Linked DNA regions of Mus musculus: all the other regions are linked to region 1. Evidence: chromatin loops called from intact Hi-C (ENCODE). Cell type or tissue: heart. All regions are shown on one strand.

Region 1 (2,500 bases):
AATTCTTTGAAGGGTGGATACTGGCCTGTTGCCTTCAGTGATACCTGCTCTGTAACATTTACCACATACCACTGCCACTTTAAAAAGTGGGTTTTAAGTGTTGTACAGTGCATGTAATGGCGCAGTATTGAAAAAAATAGAAACCCAATAAAATATATGAGTGACTGACTTCTTTTAACATGACCTATGGTTTTTTGGTTTTGGGGGTTTTTTTGGTTGGTTTTTTTTTTTTTTTTTTTTTTTTTTTTTTTTTGGTTTTGGTTTGGTTTGGTTTAGTTTGGTTTTTTGATACAGGGTTTTTCTGTGTAGCCCTGGCTGTCCTGGAACTCACTCTGTAGACCAGGCTGGTCTTGAACTCAGAAATCCCCTGCCTCTGCCTTCCAAGTGCCTGGATTAAAGGCATGCGCCACCCCTACCTGGGCGACCCTATGGTTTTAAGTAATCTGACCTCATTAATTGATAAAATGTAAAGCCATCAACTTTCCTGAAGTGACAATTTGATTAACACAAGAAGGAGGGGTGGGTGAACAGATCAAAATGACTAGTGTGCAGCCCCAGTCACATGAGGTCTGCCTAATTTTTCTTTTGTCCCAGGACTCAGGAGCCTCCTTTGATCTCTGTGGTGGTGACTTTGGAAATATTAAGGGCATTGCTCTTCAAGGTGGGGGAGTGGGGACCATGGTCAGAGCAAATGGGATTTTTTTTTTAAGTGACCTAAAGCCTTAACTGAATCACTCCCCAAAGACTATGCTTTCTTTTTCAGTCGACTAAGCAGTATGTTCCTGGTAAGTCCCCCAAACGTAGTGCCCTCATACACTTGCATGAGTGCTTCGCATTTCCCATGACAGCGGTGTGCGGATGGTGATGCTCTGCGATAAGCATACTCGTAGACTCCAGCATGGAATGAGAGTTTAGCTGTGTCAGAGGCATGTGTGTTTTATGTCTGGAATTGTCATTGTGTATGTCTTTGATGGTTTTTTTGTTTGTTTGTTTGTTTTAAAAGAAAGGGATGGATAATGTCTCTTTGACAGTGAACGTCCTAGCTAGGTGATTAGCCACAGTTATCTAAATAGTCTCTTATAATGAAATTCTCTAGAATATCATTTAACAACAACAGCAACAACAAATATTATTTAAGAAACTATCTGACCAACGTTCATTTAGAACTCATGAGTGGAAAGGTATTTGCTCTTGGAGAGATCACCCCCTAGTGCCCGCTTGTGTCATAGCATCTGGGGCTGTCCCGGAGCCCAGACAGGAGGCAGCCTGGCTTCACTGATGGAAAAATGGCATACAGCACAGTGAACCTGCCCTGTCTTGAGTAATATCACTATATCCTGGGCAACATTCCTGTGGAGAACCACTGATCCTCCTTAAAAGAACAAGCTCATGTTTTTCTGGGTAGGAAAATGTGCCATGAGAGCAAATTTTAGAGAGCACGTAGTTACAGGGACTAAAACAGTAGTGTCCTTTTTGAGGACCTGGTACCTGAGCCATTTGGTCCTCAGCCGGTAGGATGGATACCATTTGAATGGATGAGAGAGCACAGAAAAACTGAAGAGTCTGAGTCAGGCCTCTGCCTCCGCGTGGTCATATGACCTTGGGCCAAGTACTTTTTAATCTGGGTGACTCTCGCCTTCCCCACTTGAGCAATACAGGGGTGCGTGTGATGGGCAAACCTGAAGGCTCCTCCAGGTCTTCAAGTCTCAAGTCTGTATGTAATCAACTGCTCGCTGCTGCCCAGGGCGACTGTACAAGCTTTGCACTTGTGCTGCAGTGACCTTGGCATTACCTATATAGTTACCCTGGAAACACAGATAAGGTCAGGCCCAGCTGAGAGGTGTGTACCCACTGCTGATGAGACTAGGGGTAGCCCATTCTGAGCCTGCAGGTGATTTATACAATTGTATTGCACTTTAGTCGGGAAATGGCTATGTCATTTGTACCACAGGTTATTTGGCATAGGTGGGGGCTGGGGTGGGGTCCCCCATTCTTAGTAGCCTCATATCTCCCACTGAACTGATTTCACTTGAGAATTCCAAAATCATACATTTGAGGATCTTTTTTTTTTTTTTTCATCTAATACAGCTGTCAAGGGCAGAAAGAATAAACACCCATTCTTGGCCAAGTCTTCCTAGAACAAGTATCTAAATCCGTATGCTCTTTTTATTTTCTTTGAGAAAAGGATTCACTTCTGAGATGGAAGGGTCTGCAGTTTGCTCAAAAGGACAGCACTTTTTTTCCCCTCTGTGGTTCGCGCTTACAGGCATGGTTTGGGAGGTGGGGAAATGGCTGCAGAAGAAAAGAATCTGATCAATTCTAAACACTGGCAGTGCAGAGAGCTGCAGGATACAATGTGCTTGGCACTTCCACACCACAGCATCCAGCCTCATAAATATGGATGTGCGTTCCTGCCGCGTCACTCTCGAGCATTCCATACTACAAAATGGTCCAAATGAAATGGACAAAATATAGTTCATTTCTGCTCACATTCCAGCTG
Region 2 (2,500 bases), 75 kb before region 1:
GTGCTCTGACAGTGAGCCGACCCTGTATGGTAGTTAATTCCTTGGGTTGATCTGGACCATTTCAAATGGAGAGGTGACATTTATGCTAAGACTGTGTTCACTACCATAGCAATAAATCCAGTAGAATTAAGAGAAGCCAGAAGTAATACATAAGCTTTAAGGGGAGAGGCTTCCTTTTTTAATAATAAAATTTCCCTTTTAATTTTATTTTGTGTATGAATGTGTTTGCCTATATGTGTGTGTGTGTGTGTGTGTACCACATGAGTGCAGTACCAGAGAAGGACAGAAGAGGGTGATGGATGCCCTGGTAACAGAATGAAAGCATACTTCAAAAATGGCGCCAGTAACAAAAAATGGTAAGGTATAAGAGAAGCTCTTCAAAATATGGGATTATGGTGCTGAGACAATTTACTAGCACTAGCTAAGAAGGTAGGGACCAAGGAACCTGGTACTCCAACAGAAAAACAATGCAACTTACCTTTCGGAGAAATAGAACTTAAAATGGAAACAAATTGTAACTGGTAACATGAGAGGGACGGTGGTGGGGAGACAACCCAGAGTGCACAGAAGGGCCAGGCTTGACCGTTTGTTCACTCTCTGGAGAACAAGGAGGGACTTCATTAGACCTACCATATATAATTCTTTCCCGAGTCATGGTCCCAGTGACTGGTACATGTGTGTAAGGCCATTTCTAGAGAGAATTAGCTGAGGAGGGAAACCCACCCTGAACGTGGGTGATGCCATTCTATGAGCTGGGGAGCCAGACAGATAAAACGGGGAAGAGGGGAAAGGAGCTAAACGCCAGCACTCCTGTTCTCTGCTGCCCTTCCACAGAGAGGTGGGGAAGCCTAGTGGCTAGCTCCAGCAACCGCAGGCCAAGCCACTCCAGGTTGCCACGCTTTCTGTGACATGATGGAGTGGGTTCCTTTAGAATACGGACCAAAATAAATCTTTTACCTTTAAGTTGCTCCAGTCAGGATTTGTCATAGCAAAAAGGAGAGTAACTAATGTACATTCAACCCATAACTTTTGACCTTACAGAGATTTAAATGTTTCAAAAATCATTTTTTTTTCTGTCAGGGAATTTTTTTCTTAATAAACAATATCTGTAAAAATAAATACCTGCAAATAATTTTGAGTTGCTGGGAAAGATAATGTAGGAACAATTGAAAATTTCATTACATATAACAGCATTTCATAAACCTGTTCATCTACCCCCCCCTCAAGAAATGCTAAGACAAGGAGGTGCACGTTTGGGTATTAGAGATATTCTTTTAAGATTTATGTATTTTATGTATATGAGTGCCTCTTCTTCATTACTCTATCTTCATTACAACTTCGTGCCAGAAGAGGGCATCAGATCCCATTATAGATTGACCCATCATGTGGTTGCTGGGAATTGAACTCAGGACCTCTAGAAGAGCAGACAGTCTCTTAACCGCTGAGCCATCTCTACAGCCCTGGAGATCTTTCCCATTTTATTTTAAATTAAAATTTTGAGTTATCCTACAAACTGCTGAGTTTCCTGGTGGCATCTTTGTGAATATGTATTATTTGACTTTCATCTTATGTGGTCCCACCCCCCCCATAATCCTGCCTCCTCCCAGCTGCCTCCCTTTCTGTCCCCACAAGGCCTGCCTCTGCTTTCCTGTTACGTGTATTCCACTACCACCTGTCCCCCCATTTCTTTAATATCTTTCTCTCCGATCATGGTCCCCTTTGAGTCTTGACATATAAATACACACGTACACATGTAGGTATGCGAACGTATACATATATAATTTCAGATCTAGTTTCTGCATGTAAGAGAAACTGCACAGTATTTGTCCCAGTTTGGCTTATTCTGATTAACGCAATGACGCCTGTTGACATCGTTCTTCCTGCTAACGTAGAGATCATTTTGAAACAGAGCCATCGAAACGCTAAGTGTTTGGACATTTGATGGGCTACGGCTTCCTCATGCCCGGTTTAGGGGTTAAGTGGTGTGACTCAGCGTAAACATTGATTCAGCTACTAATCAAAAGGAACGTGGCCCTGTGTAAATCCTACCTGTCCTTTTCTGGTCTGAGGAACACAGCAAATGTCTTCTTCCAGACGAGGGTCAGCAACGTGACAGAGGCTGTAATTCACTGGCTGTGTGCTGTTTGTGTGGACGGCGGCAAGCGATAAGAACGCCAGTGTTTGAGCATGGGTGACTCTTGGTTTTCTCTGCTCCCATTCGATAACGTTTATATGCCTCAGCTCGCCAACAGGTGCAATCTGGCATCCCTGACCAGCAGAACCAATGCTATGGGGGGGTGGGGGGGTTGATGCTGTGAGTGGGGCAAACCGCCCAGCCCTCGTTTCTGCAAGCATCGCATTCACACGTTCGCATACTGTACTCTTTTTATTTCAGTACCGTTTAAAAGCCATGGCCTCGGAGGAAATTAAACTAACAAAGACTGTCCACAGCGAGGCTCTGAGCGCCCAGGTTGCAGGTATGGTACAAAGGGGCTGCTGT
Region 3 (2,500 bases), 190 kb before region 1:
ATGTATGTTTCCTAAGAATCACCTGTTATTTTGTTAAGTTTACTGTTTCTTTTCTATCTCACCAGTTTCTGCTACACACACACACACACATACACACACAACACACATACACACATATACAACACACACAACACGTACAATACACACATTCATCACATACACACAATATACACATATACAACATACACACACACACCTCACATTCACACAACACACATGTATACAGCACACACACACACACACACCAGATACAAATCAAGATTGATGTGGGTGAATTTACTGGAAAGAATCCTTTGTCCATCTTTAATACAAAAGTTGCTTAAAATAAAGTTTCAACTAAGCAAGGCTCATAGGGGCTCACAGAGACTGAAGCAGCAACCACAGAGCCCGCATGAGTCTGCAGCAGGCCACACTCGCCGGCCGTGGTTCTTTAGCTTGGGGTTTTTGTTGGACTCCTAACAATGGGAGTGAGGTGTCTCTGACTCTTCTCCTGCCTGCTCCTGGGACCCGTTCCCTCTTACTGGTTTGCCTTAGTTAGCCTTGATATGAGGTTACACTCCTGGTCTCATTGCATCTTGTAATGCCAAATTCAGTTGAAGTCACTAGGAGGGAGGGGATCTGGGGGAGAGGGGACACTGGGGAGGGGGGGAACTTGGAGGAGTGGAGGGAGGGAGGACGGTGATCAGGGTGTATGAGAGAAAGCAAAGTAAAAACCGGAAGTTTGAGAGGCTGGGGATGGAGTTTAGTTGTTGGCCATTGCCTAACATGTGCAAGGCCCTGACTTCAATTCTCAGCACTAAAAGCAAAAAACAAAAACAAACAAACAAAACAAAGACCATGTAGGTAAGATTTTGATATAAATTTCTAATTCATTGACTTTTGGCCAAAGAATATAACACGTATGAATTTTGACCTCTGAAACTCATTGAGTTTTGTTGTATTTTTATCTAAAACTTTTTTGTGAATATTGCAATTGTTTTTAGCGCAGAGTGTAACTTTTCTGTGTGTTGGGCACACATTTGGCAGCTTTTCTATCAAGCTTGTTCATTTCTGTGTAGTCCCTTCTCTACTTAACAGAGCAGTTTCAAAGACAAAGTAAAACATGTCTCACTATAAAGTAGATTTACATAACTTTTCTTTTTATTTTGGGCTTTGCCTTAAACCAAATGTTCTGTTGTCAGGTACATAGACTTTCAATATTGCTATGTACCTTTTTCAGACTTATTTATTTATTTTACGTATATGAGTGCTCTATCTGCATGTACACCTGCATGCCAGGAGAGGAAATTGGATCCTATTACAGAGGGCTGTGAGCCACCATGTGATTGCTGGGAATTGAACTCAGGACCTCTGGAAGGACTCTGGAAGGGCAGCCAGTGCCTTAACCGTTGAGCCATCTCCCCAGCCCTGCTATGTGCTTCTGTTTGCAATTTTTATCACGTGGTATATTTTACCCTGAAATCCCTATAATCAGATATCAATGATACATCTTAACGCTGTCTTCTTCGAAAACAGCTTTATCTGGAGATCTACAGCGATGGCTCGGTTAGGAAACCACTTATCATGCAAGCATGGGGACCTAGGTTGGGATCCGTGGAATCTCACAACAGTGCCGATGATGGCCCATGCCTGTAACTCCAGCTCTGGGTGGACAGAGAAGGAGCTTGACCCCTGGAGCTTGCAGCCACACAGTCTAGTTGAGCTGATCAACCCCAGGTTCAGTGAGAGACTGTCTCAAAATATAACGTGGAGAAAGATTGAGGAAGATACCCAATGTCTACCCTTGGTACCTCCACATACACAGGTGCATACATGCATGTGAACCCGCACTTATATGTGCACACATGAACACATACAAATACACACAAAAAGATTTTAAAATATCTTTAAGAACTTTATTGATCAGTGACTGACAAACCATATAATTCACCATTATAGTGTGTGATTCAACGGTATCTCAGTAGACCCATAGTTGTGGAACAAATTCCACAATTACATAAACGTCCTCATCATTCCAAATATCCATGCCCTGTTTTCTCTCAGCTCACCTTCCTCACGTGACCTGTGGCTGTTTCAGGAGACTCGCCTATCTGCATACTCGGTATAAGGAGATCTTGCCTTATGTGGTCTTTTATGTCTGGTTTCTTTCTCTTACTGTAATGTTCTCAAGGTTCAGCCCTAATACATACAAGGCTCATGTATGTGTTAATTAGCACTTCATTCCTTCTATTGCAAAAAAAAAAATGTCATTATATCCCTATATAGCTAGCTTGAATATAGCTTTTCCCTTCCATACCTTCACTGTGAAGTTTTTTTTTTCCCTAAGACTCTGATCGATTTAGGTCTTACCTTTATGCTTAACATGTATTTTGAGTTTATTCTTATATAATTCTTTTGTATATATCCCGTTGCCCTTCTATATTTTGTTGGTATGAACTATGGACCAGTACGCTTGAGAAGTCGGAAGAAAGATATTCTGTCACCTGTCACCTTTCCAGCA

What was found. Hi-C counts contacts between places; a loop is a spot of excess contacts. Peaks named below come from ENCODE experiments on the same cell type or tissue, not always from the same donor. Only the 100,000 strongest peaks of a DNase experiment are listed, where the experiment ranks them.
Region 2: a loop joins it to region 1, with 5 times the contacts of the local background. A loop is called at or near these places in 21 of 42 quality-filtered maps.
Region 3: a loop joins it to region 1, with 8 times the contacts of the local background. A loop is called at or near these places in 16 of 42 quality-filtered maps.

Annotation. Positions count from the first base shown.
Region 1 is chr5:76,842,414-76,844,913 of GRCm38, forward strand. The region is part of intron 2 of Cracd (capping protein inhibiting regulator of actin); the gene reads left to right. Among named protein-coding and RNA genes, the nearest start is that of Cracd, 3.1 kb to the left of the region's middle. In heart, a CTCF peak has its summit at 1,207 (motif pointing left); no DNase peak of the experiment used is centred here; H3K27ac peaks cover 461 bases.
Region 2 is chr5:76,767,840-76,770,339 of GRCm38, forward strand. It overlaps a transcript of Cracd not described here. Among named protein-coding and RNA genes, the nearest start is that of Gm34369, 8.3 kb to the right of the region's middle. In heart, a CTCF peak has its summit at 1,334 (motif pointing right); no DNase peak of the experiment used is centred here.
Region 3 is chr5:76,653,501-76,656,000 of GRCm38, forward strand. No RefSeq gene overlaps it. Among named protein-coding and RNA genes, the nearest start is that of Cep135, 66 kb to the left of the region's middle. In heart, no CTCF peak of the experiment used is centred here; no DNase peak of the experiment used is centred here.